2 separate regions of the Homo sapiens genome follow, and region 2 is linked to region 1. A link is a contact called in ENCODE POLR2A ChIA-PET data. All regions are on one chromosome and are shown on one strand. The core of a region is the stretch at or near the end of the contact, and the rest is flanking DNA. Distances in the headings are between cores, read along the strand shown. Region 1 holds the start of TAMALIN (trafficking regulator and scaffold protein tamalin). Region 2 overlaps KRT18 (keratin 18).

What was found. ChIA-PET counts read pairs that join two places held with the same protein, here RNA polymerase II (POLR2A).
Region 2: POLR2A ChIA-PET joins it to region 1 with 10 read pairs in AG04450. The contact joins the enhancer-like site here to the promoter of TAMALIN in region 1. POLR2A ChIA-PET finds 5 or more read pairs at or near these places in 3 of 52 experiments (AG04450, GM10248 and WTC11).

What each region holds. Positions count from the first base shown.
Region 1 is chr12:52,002,823-52,010,723 of GRCh38, reverse strand. It overlaps TAMALIN (trafficking regulator and scaffold protein tamalin), which reads right to left and starts at 3,778. Exons shown (of 8, transcript NM_181711.4): 1 at 3,459-3,778; 2 at 1,485-1,534. The coding sequence starts at 3,704. TAMALIN-AS1 (TAMALIN antisense RNA 1) reads left to right here and starts at 3,069. Exons shown (of 1, transcript NR_146770.1): 1 at 3,069-4,474. RefSeq lists enhancers at 1-431, 432-1,085, 2,350-3,035, 4,663-4,722, 4,408-5,094 and 1 more and a silencer at 3,808-3,957.
Region 2 is chr12:52,952,629-52,960,028 of GRCh38, reverse strand. KRT18 (keratin 18) reads right to left here. Exons shown (of 7, transcript NM_000224.3): 7 at 7,123-7,307. The coding sequence ends at 7,187. Among named protein-coding and RNA genes, the nearest start is that of KRT18, 7.2 kb to the right of the region's middle. Within about 2 kb of position 5,773, at least 2 of the 41 ENCODE cell types and tissues checked have a DNase peak (open chromatin) inside an H3K27ac peak, as active enhancers do.

The sequences.
Region 1 (7,901 bases), core at 2,529-5,028:
CCCATACCCAATTGAAATCAGCCTCATGGAGCCACAGAGAACCAATCCAGCCTCTAGTGGTGGGAGGGAAGCACAGAGAAGGGCCGGTCCCCTGAAGGATGAGCCGGCTGAGTTTTTTAGCCCCATCCCAGCTTTCCAGTGAGCCCTACAGTACCACTTACTGACTAGCTAAGGCCCGAAATTCAGCCACAGCCTGGAGCCTCCTCTGTTCCACAGCTTTGGAGAGAGGACTGGCCCCACCCCCAGAGGCCAGTCACGAGGCTCAGCAAGACCACAGCTGCTCCTCCCAGCTATGCTGGGGCCAGCCCACCAGATGTGGGGGCTGGGGGAGGGGAGCCTCGAGGCCGCCCCTTCCCGCACTGAAGGCCTGCCCGCTGGACACAATGGTCTGGAGCTGCTCCAGATCCTCGCCTGCTGGGGGAGCCCAGAGTTTCCTCTGCCCACTCCCACCCCCTTCCTTCCCGCCCAGCCAGAGGCACAGTTAAAGCAGCCTCCAAAGGCCCCTTCAAGTAGCTCAGCCTCGGAAAGGCCCTGGAGACCAGGCTTCTCCGCTTCCAGCCTGACCCAGAGATTCCCCCAAATGCTGAGCAGCACCTCCCCACTCCAGCTCGAGCCCCTCTCACTCTGAACAGCAGGCCTTTCCCCTCTCTGTACTATTGGGGCAGGGAGCAGGGTGGCTGGGAGTTCCGCGTCTACCCCAATGTTCTAGGGTTTTTTGGAAGGGTCAGCAAACTTTTTCTGCAAAGGGCCAAATGGTAAATACTTTAGGCTTTCTTTGCAGGCCCCTTATGATCTCTGTCATATATTGTTATTTGTTTTTATTTTTACAACTCTTTAAAAATTATTAGCTCAAGGGCCAAACAGGCCAATCTGGCTAGCAGGTCAGTTTGCTGATCCATTTTAGAGAAAGTCAAGCCCAAATCAGGGATGGGACATGAGTAGAGAAGGGAAACTGTGGGGTCCCAGGGCCTGGAGTCAGCACCTACTTCTGCCCACGCTCAGATCCCTCCTAAGAGGGCTGCCACAGGCTGGGACCAGAAGAGGACTGACATTCTGGAGGCAGGGGCAGCCAGCCCCAAGCAGCTGGACACAGCCTGGCTAAGGTCTGGGCCCGTGGGGTTTGCCAAGGCTAGGAGGGCTCAGGGGAGCCCAGGAGGCCTGGGTTAGGACGTTCCCCATAGACTTTGCCTACACCCCCTCCCAACTCCCACATCCGTTCATCCAGATCTCCCCAGGGAGGGGTAACTGGCAGGGACTGGGGGTGTGTTGAAGAGCACCTAATGACTCAAAAGTCCCTACCTCCTTTCTCTGCCACCCCCTTCACACAGCCCTCACCCCCACCTGCCCTCACTCCCAGCGGGGGAGCCATGTTTAAAGGCTAGGAGAATGACTACCCTCGCTAGGCTGAGATGCTGTCCTGGCACCCCCCAACCCAGCACCTCACCCCTTTGGACCATGGCAGGGGCTGGGTGTTGGTGACTCACCGCTGCTGTTCAGGACTCTGGCTGAGATTCTTCCAGCGGAATCCTGAGCCCTGGGCAGTAAGATGGTCAGAAGGAGCAGGTAAGGCGGGACTGTCCTTGAGCAGACACTGAGAGGTTACCCTGGACACAGCGACCCACTTCCTGTCTGCCCCTTCCCAGCTCCACATCCACACCTGTTTTGGTGCTGGTGGAACTATTTGCCAAGTGCCACTACTGGCACCACTCCTCAACTTTCTCTACAGGCCTTACCTTCATACCTGGGACTGCAGGGACACAACCATCCTCCTGGGTTCCAGATCCATGAACCTCTAAGCCCTTGCTGGTTTCCACACTGGCAGCAGGTGGGGAGATCATTATTCTAAAATGGTCTCCACCCCTAGGGCCCATGTCTGTAGAGGCTCAGGCCATCCAGACTCCCAAAGCTGAGGCAGGGGCTCTTCCCCAGTGGGATTCAGAGGATAGGTGTCCCCTGGGCTCACCTATCAAGGTGCTCCGAGGACCTTCTGCCAGTTGGGTCTCTCCATCTAATTTCTCAGCTACAGACAGTGGCTTGGGAGGGCTGGGGTCAGGGACCCTGTCCCGAAGGGCTGGCAATCCCAGCCAGAATGTGGGGTCAGAGGTGCCAGGTCTCCTAAGGTACAGGCCGTTTCAAGGACCAGTTGTGGATCCCAGCTGCAGGTGACCAGCTGTGCCCAGCTATACCTGGGTCTCTCTCTCCATTGCCATATATTTTGTGCTTTCTGGGACAAAACATCTTAGATGTCAAACTTGTCAGCAAGTCTCACTAAAGGACCGAGACTGGGAGTTCTTTAGGGGTGGTGGTGGGGGGTGTGGAGGAAGGATGAGAGATGAAGGTTCCTGTCTCTTCAGGGTCCTTGATAAACTAAAGTAGTCTCTCACCCTCCCTAACTTTTTGGTCCTGGGAGGAGGTCCAGTCCCAGAGCAGCCCTTTTCTTTGGAGCCTGCACAGCCCAGGGCCTTTCTGTTCTGTGCCTTTGCTAACCCTCCCCCAAAGCTGCCCAAGGCAAGGAAGAGAAGGTTCAGAACCAGATTGGCCTCAGGGGTGGGGACAGTTCCCAAACGGCCAGGGAGGAAGGACTGGGCAGCACAGAGAGACCCCTTTGTCTTTCAACATGATTTTCATAAAATGCAAATTCTCAACAAGCTGTTCATTGTGTGGGGGCTAGCTGGGGGCCGGGGCGAAGGAGGGCGGCTGGGTGAGGAAAGGCCACCAGGCCCCTCTTCTTAACCTGGTGTTGTGTAGGTTCTGAGCCTCAGGTCTCCTGGGGCCAGAGGAAGAGGCTGGCAGAGGGGACTCAGAGGTGGGCGCGGCCCGCATCCTTCCTGCCCCGCGGGCGCCCTGCGACCCCTCCCACTGCGTCCGGTTCCGACAGAAGTCCAGGGAGCAGTGGCCCTCGCGCCCCGTACGTCAGACGTGGGGCCAGGCGGCAGGCCCCCAGCCCAGGAATCGGGGAGTCCCCTCGGAAGGGTGTGCTATCCGGAGTCAGCGGCTCCCCACGCACTTCCTCAGAGTGAGAACGCACGCGGCGCAGCCACCGGCCCGCTTCTCCCACCGGGGGCTCTCGGACCTTCAACTTGCCTGGGGCTGTCTCTGTCCCTCGGGCGAGGGGCTCCTGGGGACCCAGGACACCTGGCCACGGGGAGGCGGGGCATGGGGGGCAGAAAGCCAGATGGAGCGGGTAGGAGAAGGGGGGTGCTGGGAGGAGTCAAGGAGGGAGAGAGGGGGCGTGCATGGGGCGCGGAGTTAAGAGCCACCGAGCCTGGGCGCGGTGTGCAGGCGAGGGCCACGGCCTTCGCAGCAGCGGGGAACGCGGGGAGTCGAGGCACCCAGCGGGCCGGGGAAGAAGGTGGGGGACTCCGCGGACGCCGAGGAGAGGGCACTGCGGAGTCAGCAGGCCCTGTAGGGAGTCGGAGAGGGGCTGAGCAGATCCTGAAGGCGGGCGGGGGACGCACCTTTCGGCGGGGCAGGGTGCCCCCGGACACGGCGAGCGCGCGGTACAGCTCGGCAGGGTGATAGTCCTCCAGCGCCGCGTACAGCTCGTCCGCTGGGGGCCCAGGGGTGGCGGCTGCGGCAGGGGGTCCCGGGGTCGGGACCGGAGCGGCGGGCGCGACTTCCGAGTCGGGAGTCCGGGCGGCGGGGTCCGGGGTGGCCGCCGCCTCCTCCTTCTGCTGCAGCTTCCTGAGTCGGCGGAGGGTCATGGCTCCGGCGCCGGACGCCCCTCAGAGACGGCGCTGGCTCCCCTCGGCGGGGCTGGCGGCGGCTGGGGGATGCCAGCCGGGCGGGCCGCGGGTCGCCTCCCTTTATAGGCTCCGAGAGCGGGGCGGGGTTGGGGGCGGGCGGGGAGCTGCCTCGGGTGGCCTCGCCCCCAGCACGGAGGACCCTCCCCGCGAGGCGCCGCCGCCCTGGAGCCCCGCCCACGGCGCTCGACGGCCGGGGAAACTGCGGGAGCTGGGCGCTCAGTGGGGGAAAACGAGCCGCGGACGCGAAGGGGCGGGATGAGGCCCCCGGGGCGGGGCTCGGGGCTCGGGGCTGCGTGATACCTGGAGGGGTCTGTGAAGGGACATTGCGCAAGGTTTGAAATTTAGGGACGAATAGCTCTGGCGATTCATGGAGTGGGGCACGGTAAGAGGTCACTGTAAGAAGCCTGGGGAGTCGGGGAGGTAGGGAGAGTCACGGAGATCCAAGGGGCTGCAGGAGACTCCAGGGCAGGGAGAGCGGCAGCGGGGCTGCGCAGGAGTAGGGGTGGAGGCCCGATGGAGGAGGGAGGAGACTCCCTGAACTCACTGCGCAGAAGCCCCCAGGGAGGGAGAGGGCCCAGGATTTTCCCTTGACGCAGCTGCCCCAGAAGAGCTGAAAGAGGCTGCCCCCTGTTCGCACGTCTAGGAAGAAGGGAAGAGGTGGAAACCCTGAAAGCAGTAGGCTTAGTTCTGGCCTGTCCCCTCCAAGGGGCTTGAGTGATCCCTGCTGGCAACACCTTTCCTCAGCTCCTGATGCCGGGGTCAGATCCCCCTTCCCAGGAGACAGACGCTTACTGTGGACTTGACTCAGGAGGTTGGGATGAGCCCAGGCTGAGTGGGAGTTCAGGGCTGGGGGGATGGCCATGCTCAGCCGTTCTCTGACCCCATCTTAGGGACCATCCCCCAGGCTGTTACCATGGCTGCCAGGCGGTAGGAGAGGCGGGAATGGCCCAGCCGAAGTCTCTGTCGTCAGTGGTGCCCGAATAAGAAGTGAGAGGAGGAAGTGGAAGGCAGCGTCTGGTGTCTAAAGAGCGGCTAGCCACCACAGGGCGTCAGCAGCACAGGCTGGGGACTCCATGTCCCAACACCCATCGGCCAAGAAGCAGAGGCGGCAATGCGGTGCCCTTGTCTGTCCCCTCCCTCCTCCCCCAGTCTTCCCAAATCTGTTATGCCTTCACAGTTAACATTTATTGAGCACTTAGCATGTGCTATGCACACTGTTTGTTCTGTGTGTCCTTTTACATACATGCATTAACTCACTTGGTCTTCATAACAACCCTACGAAATAAGCACCATTATCCTCCCTTACAGATGAGGAAACTGAGGCCCAGAGAAGATAAGTAATTTGCCCTAAGTCACTCAGCGGCAGAGCTGAGATTCAAAGCCAGGCAGCCTGGTTCCAGAGCCTGCAATCTAACCACTCTGTGATGTTGTCCAACATTTAAGCCCTGCTGTGTGCCAGGTACTGGCTGGGCACTGGGGTTACAGAGGCTCTTGGCCTGGTAGGGAGTGGTACCTTGCACATGTGCTGTGTTAGACACGTGGCATAAGGAGCACAGAGGGGCAATGGCCACGTCCACCTGCGAGGCCAGGAAAGACTTTCTGCCTCCTGCCTGTCTCAGTTCTTGCGCCTGGCTCAGTCTTCTTCTCTAGTCTCCTTGACTCTGTGTTCTCCTCCCCACCCCCAGTCCTCTAGGCCCCCATCCCCTACAAGAGGTGTGGGTGGAAGAGGGTGCTTTTCCGCCCCTCAGTGATTGCACAAGTCCAGATGGCAGGATGCTTGTTGGGTGGGGGGCCGGGGTGGATTGAGGACTGCCAGGAGCTAAGAGGTAGCTCTCTTAGTGCCTTCTTCTCCCTCCTCCCACCTCCCGCCTTGGCACCACCAAGTGGCCATCAGCTGAGGGGCCGAGGGGGTGTCAGTGGGGAAACATGGGACTCTATTGTGAAGCATTAGCACAGATGGACCCCAGGACCGTCTGTTGCCTGCTCCTGACAGACAGCATCTGTGGGGGGTGGGAGGGGGAGACGCAAAGCGGAGAGGCAATGATGTATATTCCATTCATTCCATTGCTTATCCCCAAAGGGACCCAGCAAAAGGGCATCTTGCACAACCTCCTCTGTGAAGGAGCCACCCCAGCTATCACAGAGGGTTACCTAATGGACATGTCTCCTTGCCTGAAACCTGGAGAAGTGGATGCCACAGGTGTGGCACAGCCCCTGTGTCTAACAGCCTGTGGAGCCAGTCATCCTTCAGCTGACGTGGAGGCAGACTTCCCCAGTTTATGTAGGGCAGTCCACCTCCAGGCCTCCAAGTGAGTGAACACCACCAGAGGACTGAAATTCGCACCTTGTTTCCTCCTCTTGCTAGGCAGAAAGCCCTAGAGAACCCCAGAGTAAGGGTGGGCCCAGGAAATGCAATTTTTATCAAGTTCTTTGTGTGATTCCTTAAATCCTGGGATTTCAGAGCCAGAAATGGCCTTATGGTCTGGAAAGGATACCGTATGGTCCAAGCCCTCATTTAACAGAAGCAACTGAAGCCAGAGAGAGAAAGACAGAATCATAACAGGGACTAGAACCCACTAGAACCCAAGTCTCTTGACTCCAGAGACTGTTTAATTCAGCTGCTGGTAGCTCCCTGAGAGCTCAGAGATCCCTGCCTGCTTCCTCCTCCCAATTTCCCCAGTTTCTCCAAGGAGGGGCCCCTGGAGCCCAGGATGCCATACTGTGGAGTGGTTATGCCCTCTGGTGGCCATGAGTCTCGGGGGAAAATCTTCAAGCCAGGCGGAAAGGCTGGAAGACTCCACCTGGAATCCCAGCCCTGTTTCAGGATCCCCCACGGCTCCTCTTCCTCCCAAGAGGGCACAACTGGGATGCCAAGCTCCACTTTGGTCACTGAATTCTGGAATCTCACAGCTGTCAGTTAGGAAGTTTTTTGCATCAAAGCTGCTTCTGCTGCAGGTGAAATTCAGCAGGGAGAAGGCAGGCAGCTGGCGGGCTTTGTTGGTGCACTAACCTTCGCATGCCAGGCAGTATATATGAGGCCTCTAAAGCTTTGCCTTCAACTCTCCACAGCTTTCTCCTAAGCTTGAGTCTCTTGGCTAGCATCTGTTCTCATCCTATCCTCTGCAGCCCTTTAAAGCTTGGGCGGTGGGGGAAGCATTCTGCACACCACCTGCAGCTTCATACCAGGATACGTCCCCCTCCTCCTCCCTCCAGGAAGCCTCCCCACAAAACCTCCACCGCTCTGGCTCCTCAGACATCTGTACTCAATCTGTACCTTCTTCCCAAGCCAGCCTCTCTCAGAATGAGCTCTCAGGTTTCCCTCCCTCTGCTCTGCCTGCCCTGGCTCCTGACACTCGTGGCTGGCCTGGGGTGGGGGATTAGACAGTGGGGGCCCAGCTAAAGGACAAGGCCTAGGTAACACCCCTTCTCTTCAGGGCAACCCCTCGCCTGGCTATGTAACAGTCAGCAGCCCCCCATGGAGGAAATTGGGAGAGCTGAGTCTTCCACTGAGCAGCTTAAGCTCTAGGGTACCATGATGAAGTCAGAGCACTAGGGGCTAGTGCTGGCCCCTCTGGAGTCTGACCTAAGTCTCAGAGCTCTAACATGGGCCTTGTCCATCAGTGGGGCCCGGAACTGGCAGAGATGAATAGTTTACTGGGAGTTCCTCACTGGGTACTGTCACTGCTCCTAAGCTGGGGAGGTGGGGGGGAAGAGGGCCTGGGGCCCTGGCTCTCTGGTCTGTCAGGAATGAGGGGCTGGGCCCCCAGTTGCATGACATCACCTCTTGTGGGCGGTGGACAGCTGGTGGGCAGCTGACTGGGCGGGGAGTGGCTGTTTTTCTTCGTGGCTCCTACTGCGCGACCATTTCCATGGGACAGTGTCTGTGCATGTTCGGGGACCTAGAGAGAGAATCTAGCAGTATGGTTGATCTGGCACAGTCCAAAGATCTGATCCCAGGGGGTCTTGGAGTAGGATCAAGGTAGATGTTGCAGTTTATTTGCATTGAATGTTGGTGGTCTCTGGGTCTAGTCCTGTTCAAAGGCCAGGGACCATCTGGCCTCTTGGATGAAAATGGCAGGGCATCTCTGGCATGAACGGGTTAGAGTGGCAGAAGAAAGGAAGGTTAAGTCTCCAGGTTTCCTACAGCATCTGCAC
Region 2 (7,400 bases), core at 4,524-7,023, 950 kb before region 1:
GATCTTAAGTTGGGGAGATTATGCTCATTGTCTGGGTAAATCTAATGTCATCAAAGGATCCTTATAAGAAGGAGGCAGAAGGGTCAGAGAAAGGAGATGTGAGGATAATGGAAGCAGAAGTCAGGAGAGAGGGAAGTGGGGAGAGATTTGAAGATGCTGGCTTTAAAGATGGCAGATGGGACCAAGTCAAGGAATGCAGGTGACCTCTAGAAGCTGGAAAAGTCAAGGAAACCAGTTCCACCTACAACCTGTAGAAGGAAAATAGCTCTGCAGAAGCCCTGATAGGGCTTCTGATATACCAAACGGTAAGATAACAAACTGTAAGATAACGTGTACATTGTTTTTGTTGTTGTTGTTGTTGTTGTTGTTGTTTTTTGAGTCTCGCTCTGTCGCCCAGGCTGGGGTGCAGTGGTGCAATCTCCGCTCACTGCAAGCTCCGCCTCCCAGGTTCACTCCATTCTCCTGCCTCAGCCTCCTGAGTAGCTGGGACTACAGGCGCCCGCCACCACGCCCGGCTAATTTTTTTGTATTTTTAGTAGAGATGGGGTTTCACTGTGTTAGACAGGATGGTCTCGATCTCCTGACCTTGTGATCCTCCCACCTCAGCCTCCCAAAGTGCTGGGATTACAGGCGTGAGCCACCATGCCGATAACATGTATATTGTTTTAAGTCGCTAAGTTTATGGTAATTTGTTAGAGCAGTAATAGGAAACTAATATACTCCTACCCCACCAACTGCTGAGTCCTCATACCTTGCTCTATCTTTTCCCATAACACATACTCTTTCTAACATACTCTGTAATTTACTTGCTAAATTATCGTTTATTATGTCTCCATCTGCTAGAATTTAAACTCCACAAGAACAGGGATTTTTTTGGTCTGTTTTATTCACCACTGTATTCTCTGGACTTAGAACAGGTCTTAGTACACAGTAGGTGCTCAATAAATACTTATCGAATGACTGATTGAAAGAATATGGTGGAGCCAGGCATGGTGCCTCTACTAAAAATACAAAAAATTAGCCAGGCGTAGTGTGCACCTGCAATCCCAGTTACTTGGGAGGCTGAGGCATGAGAATTGGGAGGTGGAGGTTGCAGTGAGCTGAGATCGTGCTATTGTACTCCAGCCTGGGTGACAGAGCAAGACTTGTCTCAAAAAAAAAAAAAAAAAAAAAAAAAAGAAAGAAAAAAGAAATAAAAAAGAGTGGAACAAAGACAGCAGCAACATTTCCTTCCCTGGAATTCTGTAGATTCCTGTACCATTGAAAAGTTAACAATCGGCCGGGCGTGGTGGCTCACGCCTGTAATCCCAGCACTTTGGGAGGCCGAGGCGGGCGGATCACGGTGTCAGGAGATCGAGACCATCCTGGCTAACACAGTGAAGCCCCATCTCTACTAAAAATACAAAAAAATTAGCCGGGCATGGTAGCGGGCGCCTGTAGTCACAGCTACTTGGGAGGCTGAGGCAGGAGACTGGCGTGAACTTGGGAGGCGGAGCTTGCAGTGAGCCGAGATCGCGCCACTGCACTCCAGCCTGGGCGAGAGCGAGACTCCGTCTCAAAAAAAAAAAAAAAAAAAAAAAAAAAAAAAAAGGAAAGTTAACAATCCTTCCCTGCTTTCTTTGTAATTAGTAATAAGTAATTCAGAAGGTATAAAAGGACACACAATGTAAAGTAGTCTTCCTTCCCCCTTGTTTCCCCCCTACCAATTTCTCTCCCCGGAGGCAATCACGAATTCCAATTTCCTGTCTCCTTGTAGAGATGTTTGCATGTACAAGGGTATATACATATGAGTTGCTTTTTTCCCTCAAATGGCACTATATGCCATTCTGTATCTTCCAGTACCATTTATTAATTTTATCATCTGGGTTGGGTTGCACTTTGATAGAGAATGGATAAAATAGGACTGATATAATATGGAACAGATGACTCCATGTTATAACCTTGGGATTGATAATTTTAACCTTTGGTGCTTGGGGGACAAAATAGGCTGCCCCTCAGTCATCTTCCCATGCTGGGGAATGAGTAGGATTGTTCCAGAGGCCTCGGGATTTTCCAGCAGTGCGCTGTTTAAAATAGGCACAGCCAGCCTGGCACAGTGGCTCACACCTGTAATCTCAGCACTTTGGGAGGCCGAGGCGAGCGGATCATGAGGTCAGGAGTTCAAGACCAGCATGACCAACATGGTGAAACCCTGTCCCTACTAAAAATACAAAAATTAGCCAGGCGTGGTGGCGTGCACCTGTAATCCCAGCTACTTGGGAGGCTGAGGCAGGAGAATCACTTGAACCCAGGAGGCGGAGGTTGCAGTGAGCCAAGATCGCACCACTGCATTCCAGCCTGGGTGACAGAGTCTCATAAATAAATAAATAAATAAATAAATCTGACACAACCATAACCTGAATCAGGAAGGAATGTCATGCTGCAAACCCCAGGTACAGCTTGGGTCTGGCCCCCAACCTTGCCTGCCTATTGGAGTCACCTAGGGAGCTTTTCAAACATTTGCCCTGAGTCCTGCCCTCCAAACACCTGAATCAGAATCTCTGGTGCTGGGACCCAGGCCTCAGTATTGTTTGTAAAGCTTCCCGGGGATTCTATTGTGCAGCCCGCACAGTTAAGTTATAGCACACAGAGGAAAGACCTGCGGACTGGGAACCTGGAGATGTGGTTCCTGCTTTAAGCTTCCAGCTCTGTGACCTCAGACAAGTTGCATGATGCCTGTGGACCTCAGTATCCAACTCTCAGAGCCAGAGCCAATAATACCCACAGCCTTGCATACCTCACAGGATTGTAATGAGGATCAAATGCATAAGCACCCTGGGAACTGTGAGACATTGTCTAATGGGAGGGCTAATCGTATCAGGTGCATCGTCTTGGATTACTCTGATCAGCTTGACTCAGCTGCAAGTACTGCTCAGGCTCCCCAGGGACTTCCTGTTTTACCTTCAGTCAGCTGCGCATCCTATAACGTTGGCTGGTGTCTGTTTTTTGCAAAAACAAAGCTACTAAAGATCAAGATGGCCAGGCACGGTGGCTCACACCTATAATCCGAGTACTTTGGGAGGCCGAGGCAGGTGGATCACGAGGTCAGGAGTTCAAGGCCAGCCTGATCAACATGGTGAAAACCCCGTCTCTACTAAAAGATACAAAAAATTAGCTGGGCATGGTGGAGGGTGCCTGTAATCCCAGATACTCAGTAGGCTGAGGCAGGAGAATCGCTTGAACCTGGGAGGCAGAGGTTGGAGTGAGCCAAGATCGTGCCATTGCACTCCAGCCTGAGCGACAGGGTGAGACTCTGTCAAAAAAAAAAAAAAAAGAAAAGAAAAAGCTTTTAGGCTGGGCGTGGTTGCTCATGCCTGTAATCCCAGTACTTTGGGAGGCCAAGGCTGGTGGATTGCCTGAGCTCAGTTCGAGGCCAGCCTTGGCAACACGGTGAAACCCTGTCTCTACTAAAATACTAAAAATTAGCTGGGCATGGTGGCATGCACCTGTAGTCCCAGCTACTCGGGAGGCTGAGCCAGGAGAATTACTTGAACCCAGGAGGGAGAGGTTGCAGTGAGCTGAGATCATAGCACTGTACTCCAGCCTGGGCGACAGAGTGAGATTCTGTCTCAAAAAAAAAAAAAAAAAAAAAAAGATCAAGACATCCATTACTTAAAGACCTAGGTTAGGTTAATTAATTTGTACTCCACGCAGTAGAGTACTAAGCAGCTACTCAAATGAATGGGGCAGGTCTATGTATACTGATTCAGAAAGGTGTCCAAGATGTATTTTCATTTATTTTTATTTTTTGAGACAGAGTCTTGCTCTGTTGCCCAGGCTGGAATGCAGTGGTGGAATCTCGGCTCACTGCAAGCTCCGCCTTCCAGGTTCATTCCATTCTCCTGCTTCAGCCTCCAGAGTAGCTGGGACTACAGGTGCCCGCCACCATGCCCAGCTAATTTTTTTTGCATTTTTAGTAGAGATGGGGTTCCACTGTGTTAGCCAGGATAGTCTCGATCTCCTGATCTCGTGATCTGTCCGCCTCAGCCTCCCAAAGTGCTGGGATTACAGGCATGAGCCACCATGCCCAGCCCCGAGACGTATTGTTAAATGAAGAAAGTAGAATTTAAGAAATCAAAGCCAAGCATGGTGGCTCACGCCTGTAATCCCAGCACTTTGGGAGGCCGAGGCAGGTGGATCACAAGGTCAGGAGTTCGAGACCAGCCTGATCAACATGGTGAAACCCTGTCTCTACTAAAAATACAACAATTAGCCAGGCGTGGTGGTGGGTGCCTGTAATCCCAGCTACTCAGTAGGCTGAGGCAGGAGAATCGCTTGAACCCGGGAAGCAGAGGTGGCAGTGAGCCGTGATGGTGCCACTGCACTCCAGCCTGGGCGACAGAGTGAGACTCTGTCTCAATTAAAAAAAAATAAAAAAAGAAATCAAGATGCAGAGCTGGATAATTTTACATATATAAAACATAATGAAATGTGCTTGTATATGTCTAATTTTAAAAGGTATTTAACAGTGGTTACTTCTAGGGAGTGGAGAGGGGAGATTTTATTTTATTTAGTTTTATTTATTTATTTATTTGAGATGGAGTCTTGTTCTGTCACCCAGGCTGAAGTACAGTGGCGCGATCTTCACTCACTGCAACCTCTGCCTGCTGGGTTCAAGCAAATCTCCTGCCTCAGCCTCCCAAGTAGCTGGGACTACAGGTGTATGCCACTACGCATGGCTATTTTTTTTTTTTTTTTTTTTGAGACAGAGTCTTGCTCTGTTGCCAGGCTGGAGTGCAGTGGCTCGATCTCGTCTCACTGCAACCTCCAACTCCTTGGTTCAAGCGATTCTCCTGCCTCAGTCTCCCAAGTAGATAGGATTACAATCATGCGCCATCACGCCTGGCTAATTTTGTATTTTTAGTAGAGACAGAGTTTCTCCACTCCCAACCTCAGATGATCCACCCACCTTGGCCTCCCAAAGTGCTGGGATTACAGGCATGAGCCACCATGCCCAGCAAGATTTTAAATTTTATTTCATATATATGTGTGTGTGTGTGTATGTGTGTATGTATATATATATATATATGTATGTATATATGTATATATATACATACACACATATACACACACATATATGCACATATGTATATACACATATACACATATATACACATATACTCATATATACACATATACTCATATATACATATATACACACATATATACATACACACACATATATATATTATATATATATATTTTTTTGAGACAGAGTTTCGCTCTTGTTGCCCAGGCTGGAGTGCAATGGCATGATCTCGGCTTATTGCAACCTCCACCTCCTGGGTTCAAGCGATTCTCCTGCCTCAACTTCCCAAGTAGCTGGGATTATAGGCATGTGCCACCACACCCAGCTAATTTTGTATTTTTAGTAGAGACAGGGTTTCACCATGTTGGCCAGGCTGGTCTCGAACTCCTGACCTCAAGTTATCCGCCCGCCTTGGCCTCCCAAAGTGCTGGGATAACAGGCATGAGCCACCACACCCAGCTGCCTGGCTAATTTTTTGTACTTTTAATAGAGACAGAGTTTCACCATGTTAGCCAGGATGGCCTCAATCTCCTGACATTGTGATCTGCCCGCCTCGGCCTCCCAAATTGCTGGGATTACAGGCGTGAGCCACTGTGCCCGGCCAGCTTTTTTTTGTGAAACAGAGTCACACTCTGTTACCTAGGCTGAAATGCAGTGGCATGATCACAGCTTACTGCAACCTTTACTTCCTGGACTCAAGCAATCCTTCCACCTCAGCCTCCTGATTAAGTGGGACTACAGGTACATGTCACCATGCCTGGCTAATTTTTAAATTAAAAAAATTTTTTTTGCCTTAACCCAACATTTTAAAAATTAACCTAGGCCGGGCGTGGTGACTCACACCTGTAATCCAGCATTTTGGGAGGCCGAGGCGGGCGGATCACGAGGTCAGGAGTTCGAGACCAGCCTGGCCAACAAGGTGACACCCCGTCTCTACTAAAAATACAAAAATTAGCCAGGCATGGTGGCGGGCCCCTGAAATCCCAGCTACTCAGGAGGCTGAGGCAGAAGAATCCCTCGAACCCAGGAGGCAGTTGCAGTGAGCCCGGATCGCGCCACTGCACTCCAGCCTGGGTGACAGAGCAAGACTCTGCCTCAAAAAAAAAAAAAAAAAAAAAAAAAATTAACCTAACCTAGGTCTTTGAGTGATGGGTGCCTTGATCTTTAGTAGTTTTGTTTTGGCAAAACTGCTGCAACGAATATCTACATGTAATCATGTTGGGTTAGGGCATTTTCACACAAGTATGAAAACAGCCAAGGAAGACACAAAGTGGCATCCAATCACTCCAAAGGGTACAAGCGGGAGGATCACTTGAGGCCAGGAGTTCCAGACCAGCCTGGGCAATATAGTGAAATCCCAACTCTATGAAAAATTCAAAAATTAGCCGGGTGTGGTGGCACTGCTGGGATTACGGATGTGAGCCACTGTGCCCAGCCTCGGTTAGTTTTAAGATGCCCATCCTTACCTATACGGGTGCTTACTCAGGGGCACCTCTTTCCTAGATGGGAACTTCCATGATCATTTACTCAACTTCTAGCCAGACCTCTAGCACCCTAAAAATCATATCTCCGTTGAGTGAATGAACAGAGTTGAGGGCACCATAGGTTTGGAGGATGAGTATGGCCTGGGGTTGGAGGAAAAAACTGTGGGTGGGAAGCCCTGGGCAGTGGGCCAAGGGCATAAAGCAGCAGGGTAGGGGAGGGCCAGATGTGTCTCCCTGTCTCCTCTGTCCTCTGTCTTTGGCCTAATTTCCTCCTCTGGTTCAGATTTCTGCTAATGATCAGTCAGGGACCTTTTGAACACCAGATCGCTTCAAGGCAAAGATTCCACAATTCCCTTGTAGGGATCCCCACAGCCTGTGACCCATCACATCTACTGCTCCCTCCTCTGTCTCTCAGAAGTGTTTCCAAGAATACAGATCCCTCTTCCTTCTACACCCCAATCTATATGAAACCCTCAGGGGTCAGAGGTGGTTTCTGCTGGATCAGGGATGGGACTGTTGGGTTAGGGCATTTGTGCACAATGAAAACAGCCAAAAGAAGACAAAGTGACATCCAATGAACTCTGAACTTTTTATTGGCCTCCTGCTCCCCAAAGGGTACCCTGCTTCTGCTGGCTTAATGCCTCAGAACTTTGGTGTCATTGGTCTCAGACACCACTTTGCCATCCACTATCCGGCGGGTGGTGGTCTTTTGGATGGTTTGCATGGAGTTGCTGCTGTCCAAGGCATCACCAAGACTGTAACAGAAGACCAAGCCCAAGTTATAAACAGCCCCGTGGAGTAGAAGGGAGACAAGAAAGGTAGAGGGAAAAAGCCTCCTGACCTCTACC